Linked DNA regions of Homo sapiens: region 2 is linked to region 1. A link is a loop called in an ENCODE intact Hi-C map of the cell type or tissue named here. Cell type or tissue: body of pancreas. All regions are shown on one strand.

The links. A loop is a pair of places that touch in the nucleus more often than their neighbours do. Peaks named below come from ENCODE experiments on the same cell type or tissue, not always from the same donor. Only the 100,000 strongest peaks of a DNase experiment are listed, where the experiment ranks them.
Region 2: a loop joins it to region 1, with 5 times the contacts of the local background. A loop is called at or near these places in 107 of 110 quality-filtered maps.

What each region holds. Positions count from the first base shown.
Region 1 is chr4:88,512,661-88,520,660 of GRCh38, forward strand. No RefSeq gene overlaps it. Among named protein-coding and RNA genes, the nearest start is that of PIGY, 7.1 kb to the right of the region's middle. In body of pancreas, a CTCF peak has its summit at 3,176 (motif pointing left); a DNase peak (open chromatin) is centred at 3,161; H3K27ac peaks cover 974 bases.
Region 2 is chr4:88,215,149-88,223,148 of GRCh38, forward strand. It overlaps a transcript of ABCG2 not described here. Among named protein-coding and RNA genes, the nearest start is that of ABCG2, 61 kb to the left of the region's middle. In body of pancreas, CTCF peaks have their summits at 1,487 and 4,064 (motif pointing right); a DNase peak (open chromatin) is centred at 1,453; H3K27ac peaks cover 263 bases.

The sequences.
Region 1 (8,000 bases):
CAGCCTCCCGAGTAGCTGGGACTACAGGCACGTGCCACCACGCCCGGCTAATTTTTTTTATTTTTAGTAGAGATGGGGTTTCACCGTGTTAGCCAGGGTGGTCTTGATCTCCAGACCTCGTGATCCACCCACCTTGGCCTCCCAAAGTGCTGGGATTACAGGGGTGAGCCACCGCGCCAGGCCTGGAATTTCCTACTTGTTAGCCATCTATAAACCCACTTCTATCACCCTTTGTTTCTTTCTCCCTCCCTGTCTCTGAGGAGAGGTGTCTGATTGCATTCCTTTCCGCCTCCAAGACCTCCATCATTTCTCCATGCTTTCCTATATCTTTGTTTTTTTGTTTTGTTTTGGTTTTTTTGTTTTTGTTTTTTTTTTTTTGAGACAGAGCCTCGCTCTATTGCCCAGGCTGGAATGCAGTAGTGCGATGCTGGCTCACCACAACCTCTGCCTCCCCACAACCTCTGCTTCCTGGGTTCAAGCGATTCTCATGCCTCAGCCTCCCAAGTAGCTGGAATTACAGGCATGCACACCACACCCAGCTAATTTTTATATTTTTGGTAGAGACAGTGTTTGGCCATGTTGCCCAAGCTGGTCTCAACTCCTGGCCTCAGGTGATCCACCAACCTTGGCCTCCCAAAGTGCTGGGATTACAGGCGTGAGCCACTATGCCCAGCCAGCTTTCCTGTATCTTCTAATCTTCAATTGCTTCACCACAGGCTCTTCCATATCCACATTTCTGCCATTAAGATAATACATTTTAGAATTTTCCTCTTCATTATATAATCCCCCTTTTCCTTCTTCCTGTTCTTTTTCCTAAAAATCTGCAATTAGGAAATTCCTGCCTTAATCTCTCCATGACACTGTGATCTGCCCTCCAGTCCCCCACTTCTCCCACTCAGACTGCTCCAGTAAATGTCACAGATGACTTTTTTTGTTGTAAAAATCAACAGAAACTTGTTATTTCCATCTTAAATCATTTCTACTGCATTTGAAACTGTTGACTACTTTCTCCTTGAAACGAGACTGTTGCTCTCCTTTTCTTGACTTATTTTCCATTTCCTTTGTATCCTTACACCCCCAACCCCTGGACTCCTGATCAAGTCTCTGGCTTCAGTTATTACTGGGCCCGCGGCTAACGTGTCTCCTCTTTAAGCTGATAGATGAGGTCTACCTGTGATACCTGGAGCTATACCTCTGACCTAAAGGAATTCATATATTCCAGCACGATAGCCATTTTTCTATATAGTCTATGTCACTACCTGCATGCCCCTTGGCTCTGTAATCTGAACATTTGCAAGGAGAAAGTTGTCATTTTTTATTCCAAAAATGTTTTTCCATATTTCACAGCTTGGAGTGATCCCACCAATATCTTCAAGAAGAAGCCTACAGTTATCTTCCATTTCTCCCTCTCTTTTACCACATTCCACATGCAAGTCAAGTTCTAATAATTTTAGTTTTAACATCTCTGTAACCCCACTACTGCCAGTGCACTAAGCTCAAGATCATCATCTACTGGCTGGGTGCAGTGGCTCACACCTGTAATCCCAGCACTTTGGGAGGTCGAGGCAGGTGGGTCACCCGAGGTCAGGAGTTCGAGACCAGCGTGGCCAACATGGTGAAACCCTGTCTACCAAAAATACAATAATTAGCTGGGTACGGTGGCAGGTGCCTGTAATCCCAGCTACTCGGGAGGCTGAGGCAGGAGAATTGCTTGAACTCGAGAGGTGGAGGTTGCAGTGAGCTGAGATTGTGCCATTGCACTCCAGCCTGGGCGAGAGAGCAAGACTCAGTCTCAAAAAAAAAAAAAAAAAAAATCTCTTGTCCCATCACTTTATTAGCCTCTCAACATTCTCCTTGTATCTAGACCAACACTGCCCAACAGAGCTTCCTGTGAAGCTGGAAATCTGTATCTGCACTATCCAATAAGTTGGACTCCTCTGTAGGTAAGGCTTTGTCTTTGAAGAATTTTGAAAAGTAAACACATTCATTGGCAGCAGTGGGAAAAACAGTCTAGAACTGTGCCATCCTATATTGGCTCTTTAATAAAAATTCAATAAATGTAAAAGATTCTCAGTCACATTAGTCACATTTCTAGTACTCAATATCTACATGTGACAAGTGTTTACTGTACTGTAAGTATGAACACTTGCCACAGCAGGGATCTGTAACATACAAACCCTCTGGAATGCTGCACGTGCTTTTTTTTCTTTTTCCTTTTTTATGGGAAAAAGAGCCATAGTGTTTATCAGCTGCACAAATCCAAACAATTTAAAAGTCAGGTAATAAATTCCGATTTCACTGACACTGACTATTATTACAGCTCCCGAATCCCTCTTGATGTGCCCTGTGTACAGTTCCAGCCTCATCTCCCACTGTTTGGGCGATTTTCTTATTGTGCAAACATCACAGAGTATACTTACGCGCTGTGTTTGTAAGTACACTCTGTGATGTTTGCACAATGCTACAAACCTGTACAGCATGTGTACTGTTCTGAACACTGTAGGCAATTGTAACACAATGGTCAATATTTGTATATCTAAAAATAGAAAAGGTACAGTAAAAATATGATATAAAAGATAAAAAATGGTACTTACCATGAATGGAGTTTGCAGGACTGGAAGTGGCTCTAAGTCAGTGAGTAAGTGGTGAATGAATGTGAAGGCTTAGGACATTACACCACTGTAGACTTTATAAACACTGTACTCTTAGGCTACACTAAATTTATTTTAAAAATAAAGCAATTCCTTTACAACATTATGACAGCTATGACGCTACTAGGCAACAGGAATTTTTAGCTCCTAATATAATCTTATGGGACTACCGTTGTATATGTGGTCTGTTGTTACTGGAAACATCATTAAGCAGCCCATGATTCTATTTCAGTTTCTTGAATGGGCCCAGTCTCTTATTCTGTGTTTTCACACATGCTTTTTCTTTTGCCTGGAACCCTCTTCCCATTGCACCACTATCTCTCCCTGTTCCTCACCTCCTCGCTTCAATTCTGCCTCCTCCTCTGTCTTGGTTATTCCTATTCATTTTTCAGGATTCACGTCGGCTGTCATGGCATTCTGCTGGATGCTACCTAGCTCTGCATTTCAGCAGTGCACTTGTCTTTCTGCTTCCTTCTGAGGGATCAATTGCCAGTGGTCCCATGAGTTAACCAAAAGTGCCATCTAGTGGCAAATGCGGAAGACAACACTCGCTTCCAAATGGAGCATTTCACTAAGAGGGACAAAACTTGGAATAGTGGACAGGCTTTCTCCACCACTACACACAGTAGGGAGAATCTACCGTGGCTCTTGGCTCTTCTAGATAGTTTTACATTTTCTACCTAATTTAAAACTCTCCCTTGGTCTGGAAGTAGGTATCATAATTTTCATCTTACAGATGCAGTCTCAAGTTCAGAGGGGCCTCCTTAAAATCCCCTTCTTTGGGCCGGGCACGGTGGCTCACGCCTGTAATCCCAGCACTTTGGGAGGCCGAGGCGGGCGGATCACGAGGTCAGGAGATCTAGACCATCCTGGCTAACACGGTGAAACCCCGTCTCTACTAAAAATACACGCCTGTAATCCCAGCACTTTGCGAGGCCAAGGCGGGCGGATCACAAGGTCAGGAGATTGAGACCATCCTGCCTAACACGGTGAAACTCCATCTTTACTAAAAAATACAAAAAATTGGCCGGGCGTGGTGGCGGGCGCCTGTAGTCCCAGCTACTCAGGAGGCTGAGGAAGGAGAATGGCGTGAACCCAGGAGGCAGAGCTTGCAGTGAGCCGAGATTGCGCCGCTGAACTCCAGCCTGGGCGACAGAGCGAGACTACGTCTCAAAAAAAAAAAAAAAAAAAAAAAAAAAAAAAAAAATCCCCTTCTTTGCAGGATTGGCTGCAAATAAAGAAGGACAGTAGGTCACAATAGGCCAGGTTTTGCTCCCTCAGGATGGGAATTTCTCATTTAGAGCTGGTGGGAAGGATCTCATTAACGTGGTTAAAGATGATTTGTCAGTGATGCAGCTGAGGACACTTAAAAAGAGAATCTTGTTAAGAGTCTCTAAGGAAGCAGTAGGTCCCCTGGCATTGTGAAGTCAGCGGATTATTGAGAAGGAGGAGGAGTGGGGAAGAGTTTCATTAATGTAGGAATAAGGCAGTGTTCCTCATGGTGGGTTTACAGTGTAACAAATGGAAGTGTTGGGGTCAAAGCCATGGCGTGCAGCATGAGGTACGTAATGGGCAGCTTGTGTCCCTGTGAACAGATATGAAGCCAGGATGATTTGCTAGTGAGAAGCTTGGGAAGGAACACTAGAAACCTGTTGAATTCCCAATACAGGGTGTCATATTTCATAGGGTCACTAGAAGTAGCACAATGGGTGGACAAAATTTAGAAGGCGTAAGACCTGCATTCACTTTTGGCCATGCCTCTAACCAGCATCTGACCTCCAGCAAGTGACCTGGAACCACTGAGCCTTAGGCTGGACACTGAGATACTGCTTTTTTAATTTTCCTCTAACAACTTTATTGAGATATAATTCACATAGCATGTAACTCAGCCATATATAGTGTACAACTCAATGGTTTTTAGTATCTTCACAGAATTGTGCAAGCATCACCATAGTCAATTTTTCTGTTTGGGGTTTTTCTTGTTTTTTTTTTTGAGACAGGGTCTTGCTCGGTTGCCCAGGCTGGAGTGCAGTGGCATGATCATGGCTCACCACATCCTTGACCTCCTGGGCTGGATTCTCCCACCTCAGCCTCCTGAGTAGCTGGGACCACAGGCACATACCACCATGCCCAGCTAATTTTTTTTTTTTTTAGATTTTTAGTTTTTTGTAGAGACAGGGTCTCCCTATGTTGCCCAGGCTGGTCTCGAACTCCCGGGCTCAAGTGATCCTCCCAGCTTGGCCTCCCAAATTGCCACCATAGTCCATTTTAGAACATTTTTATCACCCCAAAGAGAAACCTTGTACCCTTTAGCCAAAACTGCACAATCTCCCCCTTCTTCTCCAGCTCTATGCAGCTACTAATCTACTGTCTGTCTGTAGAGATTGACTATTATGGACATTTCAAATAAATGAAATTAGACTATGTGACCTTTCGTAACTGGCTTCTATGACTTAGCATGATGTTTGCAAGGTTCATCCATAGTCTAGCATATATCAGTACTTTATCACTTTATATTGCCAAATATTATTTCATTATATTCATATCACATTTTATCTATCTATTCATCAGTTTATGGACGTTTGGGTTGTTTCTACTTTTTGGCTATCCTAAATGATGCTGCTATGAACATTTGCATACAAGCTGTCGTGAATACTTAAGTTCTCACTTCTCTTGAGTATATACCTGGGAGTAAAATTGCTGCGTCATGTGGCAACTCTACATTTGACCTTTTGTGGTCTTGCTGTTTTCCAAAGAAGCTGCAACATTTTATATTCTCACCAGCAGTGTATGAAGGCTTAAGAGGTCTTTTAAAACTGCTGATCTGTTCATAAAAGTGTCAATAAGAGGCTGGGCATGGTGGCTCACTCCTGTAATTCTAGCACTTTGGGAGGCAGAGGAGGGTGGATCACTTGAGATCAGGAGTTCAGGACCAGCCTGGCCAACATGGTGAAACCTCGTCTCTACTAAAAACACAAAAATTAGCCAGGCATGGTGGTGCACCCCTGTAATCCCAGCTACTGGGGAGGCTGAGACAGGAGAATCACTTGAACCCAGGAGGCGGAGGTTGCAGCGAGCAGAGATCGTGCCACTGCACTCCAGCCTGGGTGAGAGTGAGACTCTGTCTCAAACAACAGCAACAACAAAAAAGTGTCGATAAGATATAGAAGCATTACTTTTATCTAGCCACATATCAAGTGCTCAATTCCTTTTTTCCTCTTGCTGTGCTATTGTTATGTAATCACATCTGTATGTTACAAACTCAATACTTAGTTATAATTATTTTATATAATCTGATGTATCTTAAACTGAGAAAAGGACAGCAAGTATATATTTATAGCATTCATTACATTATTTATCTCTTATGGTTCTCTTCATGTATTTTTATGAATTCAAGTTACTATCTGGTATCATTTTCATACTGCAAATACAGCTTTGCTTACCTCCATTTCCTTTGTGATGTTAATGCTAAATATGTTATATATGTTACAGGCTCCCAAATACAATGCATCTTGCATAAACATGGTTTTTTTATATAATTGCCCTATAAATAAGAATGACAAAACACGCATTTATACTGTCTTTTATAATTACATAATTACCTTTACTATGCTGATGGCCTATGCCTCCGAGGAGGTACCATAACCCTCAACTAGGAGCTGGGGGAAGAGCGAGCCCCGTGTTCTTGATTACACTCTCCTGGAGTGGCCATCGCCAAACAGAGGGAGCAGAAAACAAGTGGTTGGTGGGTCAGATGACAAAAACTTGCTGTTCTTATTAAGTTTCAGTAGGTTTCCTTGAATGTTTCTTCATTTAATGAGCTGTATGCCTTTAGGACAATTTCCAGACCATTTAAATGGTTGTTTTGTTTATAATTTTCACTAGTTAGGCTTGTTTCCCTGGTGAATGGGTCCACAAAGTTCCTCACGTGGTCTCTAGAAGTATCACTTAGTTCTTTACAAAGTACCCTCGCAGGTAAAATTTTATTTCATCCTCACCATTTTATGAAACAAGGGTAAGGACTTTTTAGCCCTAAAAATGAGGCCCAGAATGCTAAGTAACTGGCTGAAGTTATAAGGCTTCTCAGAGCCATGTGTTCACTCAGGAGGCACTTAGTGCCTGCTCTGTGCTAAACATTAGATTTAAAATGTTCAGCATTTACTGTATAGACAGGAGACAAAAACCAGACAATTGCAGCACAAGGTTAAGTGCTAGAATAAAGCATACGGTGCCTTAAGCAATAAGAAGGGTACTGGCTGGGTGCGGTGGCTCACTCCTGTAATCCCAGCACTTTGGGAGGCCGAGGCGGGTGGATCGCTTGAGCCCAGGAGTTGAGACCAGCCTGGACAACATGGTGAAACCCCATCTCTACAAAAAAATACAAAAAAAAAATTAGCCAGGCATGGTGGCACATGACTGTAGTCCCAGCTACTTGGGAGGCTGAGGTGGGAGAATCACTTGAACTCAGGAGGTGGAGGCTGCCGTGAGCCATGATCGTACCATGCCACTGCACTCCAGCCTGGGCAACAGAGTAAGACCCTGTCTCAAAAAAAAAAAAAGGAGGGGATTGGGTGGTCACCTAGTCCAATCTTGAATAAGAATTAGAAACTAAGCATTTTGATTTCTCTGTTTTTCTTGTAAATAGAAAGGACCAAATAGCCCAAAATAAAGTGGCACATGGCTTGGTAGTTAAGACTGAAGCCAGATGGCTAGATGGTTTACATTTCCATCCAATTATTAGCTATGTTACCTTGGGTAAGTCACTTAATCTCTCTGTGCTTGTTTCCTTATCTGTAAAATGGTGCCAATATTACCTACTCTTTAGGGTTATACGATTGAAGACACAGCACTGTGTTTATAATTGTACCTGGTATATGTTTATACTGTAACAACTGATTGCTAAATAAATTCTATTAGTGAGGGGATGGTGTTAAATACTAAACCCCCCCAGGGCATTCTTGTCAGTGTTTCCTGAAATAGTAAAACACTCAACTTCCAAATGCTGAAATTGAAATTGACTTCTTGAGATATAGTATGTACTTGTTTTTCAGAATTGTTTCCTTTTCCCTGACTTGGTTAAGTGTGAGATTTAGGGTTAATTGAAAAGAACAACTCTTCAGGAAATACCTGGGAACCTGTAGTCTTTCAGGTTATCTGTATGTTGCCATAGGGTAATTTTAACATGTTGTTTGTACTACAGTATACCTTGAATTCAAAAGAAAACACATCTAACATGTTTTAATTTTTTGATGCAGAAGAATCACTGTTTAAGGTTTCTGTTAACATAAGATTCCAATAAAAATAAAGTTTGTATTCAGTTCTTAGGTTTCTTTGGGTTAACTACTGAAA
Region 2 (8,000 bases), 300 kb before region 1:
GGGAAGAGCTGAGAGTGTAAATTATAAGGGTGTTAGACCAATGGGGATAAAGTATAATATTCAAGCCAAATTAATTGACCTGAGTGTACTCCCCCAGGATTTAGAATATAGCATGTTGGCTGGAGTACTGGGGATGGTCCTAACAGTCTGAAAAAGTTAGCCAATGAAATCCTGGACTCAATGATAGTTTGGAGTTAATGAGGTTGAAATGCCAGAAATTTCCTAACATATTATAGACAAAGAGTTACAAAATTCAAGGAAATAGGACTCGGTCCATTATGTTCAATCTTCTCAGCCATTTACTAACTTGACTCTTTTGGGAGGATTCAAAAAACTCTCCTTTCACTAAGACATAAGGAAATGCACTAGTGAGTCAGGGACTAGCATCCTCAAGGAGCACTGTAGGTCACAGCTGTTGCTGGACAAGGCTGCAGTGAAAATGTGTGCTTTCATTTCAGTGGGAATAATGGGGTCCTGGCATGTCAAAGGCCAAGTAGTAACTTCACTGTTAGGGACAACATGGTGCAACTACCACAGTAAACCACAGAGATGGAATAGTAATCGAACTGCTTTGATCTGCTGTGCCCCCTGGCAAGGGCTAATGGATGATGGGGTCCTGAAAAATCATTAATTCGCTGCTTCCTAAGATGCTGCTTGACATCTAGGCAGAAAAAAATCTAGGTCCGTTAGGCAGAAACCTAACTCGAGTTGCCAAATTGTGCGTTGTACCTAATTCCCAGACCTATGTCAGTTAGGAGACTGAAAGCTCTTCCATCCACTGATGAATATCATGAATCTTCCTTCAAACCAGTGTTTCTCTCAACCTTGGCCCCACTGACATTTTGGGCAGGGTATTTCTTTGTTATGGGGGCTAGCTTGCACATTATGGATCTCAAAATGATGCTGACACTGACAAGAAGGGGACGACTACACTTAGGCGAGACTGTTAAACCCACTTAGGTGTGACTGTTAAAGACTGTGCTGAAGGGAAATCCTCCCAGTGGACAGAACCTTGAGCGATATATCTGGCTGTTTACTTCATGCTTAAGGCACAAAGATCTCTAGTGACTTATGAGCCGTGGCTACTGGATTGGCTGGCTGGCTGGAGACTTGAAAACAACTAATTGAAAAATTGGTGATTAGATGGACTATGCATGGACCTTTTGGAATGGACACAGAGGGTGGGAATATTTTTGTGCCGCGTGTACATCCAGTAGATTGTATCACGATGGTGGAGGTTCTCAAAAATCAAATGATCAAGATGATCTATTTTGTGAATGTCAGTAAGCCTCTTTCTCCAGGTATCCCAGTGCTTGTTCAGTGGCTCCGTGTGCAAACTGTGCCAGCATGGAAGGAAGCTACGTGTGAGCTAATAACATGGTTTTCCCTCACCAAGGCTGCTGTAACTATACCTACTGCTGAATGTCCCGTTGACCAACAGCCAAAGTCAACACTAAGCCGCTGATAAGGCACTATTGTCCGGGGTGACCAGATGGCCACCTAGTAGTAGCTGATTGTGTGAACTTTTCCCAACATGAAAGGAACAGCCTTTTATCTTCTCAGGAATAGCTACATATTCTGGATAAAATTTTGCACTGTGTCCAAGCGCAGTGGTTCACACCTGTAATTCCAGCACTTTGGGAGGCCGAGGAGGGCAGATCACCTGAGGTCAGGAGTTCAAGACCAGCCTGACCAAAATGGCGAAACCCCCCTCTCTACTAAAAATACAAAAATTAGCTGGGCGTGGTGGTGGGCACCTGTAATCCCAGCTACTCGGGAGGCTGAGGCAGGAGAATCACTTGAACCCGGGAGGTGGAGGTTGCAGTGAGCCAAGATCATGCCACTGCACTCTAGCCTGGGTGACAGAGCAAGACTCCGTCTCAAAAAAAAAAAAAATTTTTTTTTTACATTTTATTCCCTGCCTGCAGAGCTTCTACTAATACCACTGTTATGAAGTTACAGAATGCCTTATCTGTTGCCTTAGTATTCCATATAATATCGTCCATGATCATGGGCATATATTATGGTAAAAGAAGTCTCATATTCTCAAAATTCAGTATATACCTAGATCTTACAGAGCAGCTGGCTTGATAGAACAGTGAATTGGCCTGCCTAAGGCTTAATTATAGTGTGAGCAGGGATACCCTGCAAGGTTGGGATGTTGTCCTACAGGAAGGGGAAGATACCTTAAACCAGCAGTCAATATTTGCACATAACAAGAATGCATGGAGGCCAGGCGCGGTGGCTCATGTCTATAATCTCAGCACTTTGTGAGGCCGAGGTGAGCAGATCACTTGAGGTCAGGTGTTCAAGACCAGCCTGGCCAATATGGCGAAACCCTGTCTCTACTAAAAATTACAAAAATTAGCCAGGTGTGGTGGTGTGTGCCTATAGTCCCAGCTACTCAGGAGGCTCAGGAGGGAGAATTGCTTGAACCCAGTAGGTGGAGGTTGCAGTGAGCCAAGATCACGCCACAGCACTCCAGCCTGGGCAACAGAATGAGACCCTGCCTCAAAAAAAAAAAAGAATGCATGGATGCATGGGACTAAACATGGTGGCTCATGCCTGTAATCCCAGCACTCTGGGAAGGTGAGGCAGCGGGGTCTCTTGAAGCCAGGAGTTCAAGGCTACCCTGGGCAACATAGACCCAGACTCTAAAAATAAAATATTAGCAGTGCACAGTAGCATGTTCCTGTAGTCCCAACTACTTAGGAGACTGAAGTGGAAGGACTGCTTGAGCCCCGGTGTTTGAGGCTGCAGTGAGCTATGATCATGCCACTGCACTCCAGACTGGTTGACAGAGTAAGACGATGTTTCTAAAAATTAAAAAAAAAAAAAAAAAAAGGAACACACGAGTGTGAGAACCCAGGTAGAATGTTTCTGCTATCCTCACTGGTCTCCCAGGTGTTTCTCTAGCACGCTAGACATGTTCCTGCCTCCGTTCCCTCTACCTGAAATACTTTCCTCCCAGATGATATCTTCATTCCCTCTCAGTCTTTCTTCAAATATTTGCTCAAATGTCAACCTCTTAACAAGGCCTACCCCAACCACTCTGTTTAAAATTGCAAAACCTTTCTTTGCCTTCCTGATTACTTCTTACTATGCATCTGTCTGTAACCCTTCTCACCGTCTAACATACATTATTTATTTGTTTATTGTTTATTATTTGTCCTCCTCCGTCTAGAAAGTGAGCTTCATAACAGCAGGTATTTCTATTTCATTCACTGTTCTATCCCTAGTGACTAACGCAGTGCTGGAAACATAGTAGGAACTCAGTAAACATTTCTCTTGTTTTTTAATTAATTTTTTATTTCCCTAAGATTTGGGGAACAGGTGGTATTTGGTTACATGAGTAAGTACTTTGGTGGTGATTTGTGAAGTTTTGGTGTACCCATCACCGAAGCAGTACACACTGAACCCAATTTGCAATCTTTTATCCCTCACCCCCTTCCCACCCTTTCCCCTGAGTCCCCAAAGTCCACTGTTAAGCCTTTGCATACTGATAGCTTAGCCCCTACTTATGAGTGAGAACGTACGCACATGCAATGTTCAGTTTTCCATTCCTGAGTTACTTAGAATAATAGTCTCCAATCCCAATAAACATTTCTTGATTGACTTGAATGACTATCATGAAAGTTCTCAGAGAAGAGTAGACAATATCTCTAGTCTATTATCTTTACCTACATCATTGGTTGGTTGGTAAACTTTTTCTGTAAAAGGCCAGATAGTGAATATTTTAGGCTTGTGGGCCATGCAGTCTTTTTCCAATCACTCTATATTGGCATTGTAGCACCAAAGCAGCCATTGACGGTAGGTAAATGAACAGGCGATACATAGAAAGGAAATACGGGAACTGCTGAGGTCCTGGGAATTGGGAACCTAAGCAGGGAGTTGATGTGAAAAGGGAAATATTTTACACAGAGGTGCTTGTACACTTTTCTTCATGACTTCTCACTCCACTATCACGGCTAATACTGCTTTGAAGTTAAATGTTCAGTTTGATTTTTACTTTTGAGTATTGTACATTTAAAATTCCCACAAAGTACATTTACTAACACAACCTCCAGGTGGAGCCCTTTCTTTTTTCTCAGTACACTGTTCCGCAAGTATTCACTGAATAGCTACCATGTGACAAAAACGAAGTGTTAGGATACAGCTTTGAATAAAGCAAAGATCTTATGCTCGAAAAGCTTATATTCCAATGGAGAAGACAGATGATAGCACGTATAAAAAAGGTAATTTCAGACAGTGATATGTTCTACAAGGAAATTACATAGAGCAATAGGAGAGGCTTCCCTGAGGACATGCTATTTCAGCAGAAAAGTGAAGAATAAGTAGGAGGCAGACATGCAAATACCTGAGGGTAGAGTTGTTTTATTTTCTTCTACTGTGGTAAAATATTCATAATATAAAAATGTACCATTCAAATTTTTTTTTTTTTTTTTTTTTTTGAGACCGAGTCTTGCTCTGTCACCCAGGCTGGAGTGCAATGGCGCGATCTCCGCTCACTGCAAGCTCCGCCTCCCAGGTTCACGCCATTCTCCTGTCTCAGCCTCCCCAGCAGCTGGGACTACAGGCGCACAGTGCCACGCCTGGCTATTTTTTTTTTTTTTTGTATTTTTAGTAGAGATGGGGTTTCACCATGTTAGCCAGGATGGTCTCGATCTCCTGACCTCGTGATCCACCCGCCTCGGCCTCCCAAAGTGCTGGGATTACAGGCTCAAATAGTTTTTAAGTGTACTGTTTTATGGCATTAAGTATATTCATTGCTGTGCAACCATCACTACCATCCATCTCTAGAACTTCTTTCATCTTCCAAACTGAAACTTCTTGCCCATTAAACAACTCTTCACTCCACCCTGTCCTCAGTGGCAACCATTCTACTTTCTGTCTCTATGAATTTGACTACCCTCACTACCTAATATAAGTGGAATCATGTAGTATTTGTCCTTATTTCTCTTAGCATAATGTCTTCAAGGTTCATTCATGCTGCAGTCAGAATTTTCATCCCTTTTGAGGCTGCATAATCCTCCATTCTCTGTGTATACCACATTTTGTTTATTCATTCAACAGTTGATGAACATTAGGGTTGCTTCCACTTTTGGCTGTTGTAAATAATGCTGCTGTGTATAAACATCTGTCTGAGCCTCTGCTTTCAGTTCTTTTGGGTATATATCTAGAAGTGGAATTGTGGGATTGTATGGTAATTCTATGGTTAGTTTTTTGAGGAAGCACCATACTGTTCTCCACAGTAGCTACACCATTTTACATTCCACCAACAGTGCACAAGAGTTCCAATCTCTCCACATTCTTGCCAACAATTGTTATTTTCAATTTGTGTGTGTATTTCTTTCTTTTTCTAAAATATCTAAAATGTGTTTATTGGGGTGGCTTCCCATTTATCTTGATTCAAAGTGCTTTTACTGCTGCTTCCTCCTGAAGGAGCATCCTTCTGTCAGCCTTGCTTTGCCTCCTGTAGACTGACAGAGAACGGTAGACCAGTGATATGGTTTGGCTATGTCCCTACCCAAATCTCATCTTGAATTGTAGTTTCCATAATCCCCATGTGTCATGGGAAGGACCTGGTGGGAGGTAATTGAATCATGCGGGTGGTTACCCTCATGCTGTTCTTGTGATGGTAAGTTCTCATGAGATCTGATGGTTTTATAAGGCACTTTCCCACCCCTCTTTGCTCAGCACTTCTCCTTCCTGATACCATGTGAAGAAGGACATGTTTGCTTCCCCTTCTGCCATGATTGTAAGCTTCCTGAGGCTTCTCCAGCCCTGTAGAACTGTGAGTCCATTAAACCTCTTCCGTTTATAAATTACCCAGTCTCTGGCTGGGTACAGTGGCTCAAGCCTGTAATCCAAGCACTTTGGGAGGCCAAGGTGGGCGGATCACTTGAGGTCAGGAGTTCAAGATCAGATTGGCCAACATGGTGAAACTCCATCTCTACTAATAATACAAAAATTAGACAGGTGTGTTAGTGTGGACCTGTAATCCCAGCTACTAGGGAGGCTGAGGTACAAGAATCGCTTGAACCTGGGAGGCAGAGGTTGTAGTGAGCTGAGATCATGCCACTGCACTCCGGCCTAGGCAAGAATGAAACTGTGTCTCAAAATAAATACATAAATAAAATAAAAATAAACTACTCAGTCTCGGGTATTTTTTCATAGCAGCATGAGAACGGACTAATACAGTAAATTGGTACCGCAGAGAGTGGGTTGCTGCTATAAGGATACCCAAAAATGTAGAAACGACTTTGGAACTGGGTAACAGGCAGAGACTGGAACAGTTTGGAGGGCTCAGAAGAAGACAGGAAAATGTGGGAAAGTTTGGAATTTCCTAGAGATTTGGACGGCTTAGAAGACAGGAGGATGTGGGAAAGTTTGGAACTTCCTGGAGACTTTTTAAATGGTTTTGACCAAAATGCTGATGGTGATATGGACAATAAAGTGCAGGCTGAGGTGGTCTCAGATGGAGATGAGGAACTTCTTGGGAACTGGAGTAAAGGTCACTCTTGCTATGCAACAAGACTGGTGGCATTTTGTCCCTGCCCTAGAGATCTGTGGAACTTTGAACTTGAGAGGGATGATTTAGGGTATCTGGTGGAAGAAATTTTTAAGCAGCAAAGCATTCAAGAGGAAGCAGAGCATAAAAGTTTGGAAAACTTGCAGCCTGATGATGCAATAGAAAAGAAAACCCTTATTCTGGGGAGAAATTCAAGCACACTGAAGAAATTTGCATAAGTAACAAGGAGCTGAATGTTAATCACCAAGACAATGGAGAAAATGTCTCTAGGACATGTCGGAGACCTTCACAGCAGCCCAACCCATCACAGTCCCTGAAGACTAGGAGGGAAAAGTGGTTTCCTGGGCTAGGTCCAGGGCCCTCTTGCTATGTGCAACCTTGGGACTTGGTGCCCTGCATCCCAGCCACTCCATCTGTGGCTAAAGGGGCCAACGTATAGCTCAGGCCATTGCCTCAGTGGGTGTAAGCCCCAAAGCCTTGGCAGCTTCCATATGGTGTTGGGCCTGCAGGTGTGCAGAAGTCAAGAATTGAGTCTGGGAACCTCCGCCTACATTTTGGAGGAAATGTATGGAAGTATGGAAATGCCTGGATGTCCAGACAGAAGTCTGCTTCTGGGACAGAGCCTTCATGGAGAACCTCTGCTAGGGCAGTGATATGGTTTGGCTGTGTCCCCACCCAAATCTCATCTTGAATTCCCACATGTTGTGGGAGGGACCTGGTGGGAGGTCACTGAATCGTGGGCCGCTGTTCTCGTGATAGTGAATGAGTCTCATGAGATTTGAGGGTTTAAAAAAAATAGAAGTTTCCCTGCACAAGCTCTCTCTTTGCCTGCCACCATCCACATAAGATGTGACTTGCTACTCCTGGCCTTCTGCCATGATTGAGGCTCCCCCACCCATGTGGAACTGTGAGTTTGCCATTGAACCTCTTGCCTTTGTAAATTGCCCAGTTTCGGGTATGTCTTTATCAGCAGTGTGAAAATGGACTAATACAGGCAGCATGGAAGGGAAATGTGGGGTTGGAGCCCCCACACAGAGTCCCCAGTGGGGCACCGCCTAGTGGAGCTATGAGAAGTAGGCCACCATCCTCCAGACCCCAGAATGGTAGATCCACCAACAGCTTGCCCCATGCACCCGGAAAAGCTGCAGACACTCAACACCAGCCACGAAAGCAGCTGGAAGAGGGGGCTATACCTTGAAAGGCCACAGAGGAAGAGCTGCCCAAGGCCATGGGAACCTACCTCTTCCATCAGGGTGACTTGGATATGAGACATGAAGTCAAAGGAGATCATTTTGGAATGTTAAGGTTTAATGACTGCCCAGTTGGATTTCAGACTTGCATGGGCCTATAGCCCCTTCATTGTGGCCAATTTGTCCCATTTGGAATGGGTGTATTTGCCCAATGCCATTACCCCCATTGTATATAGGAAGCAGCTAATTTGCTTTTGATTTTACAGGCTCATAGGTGG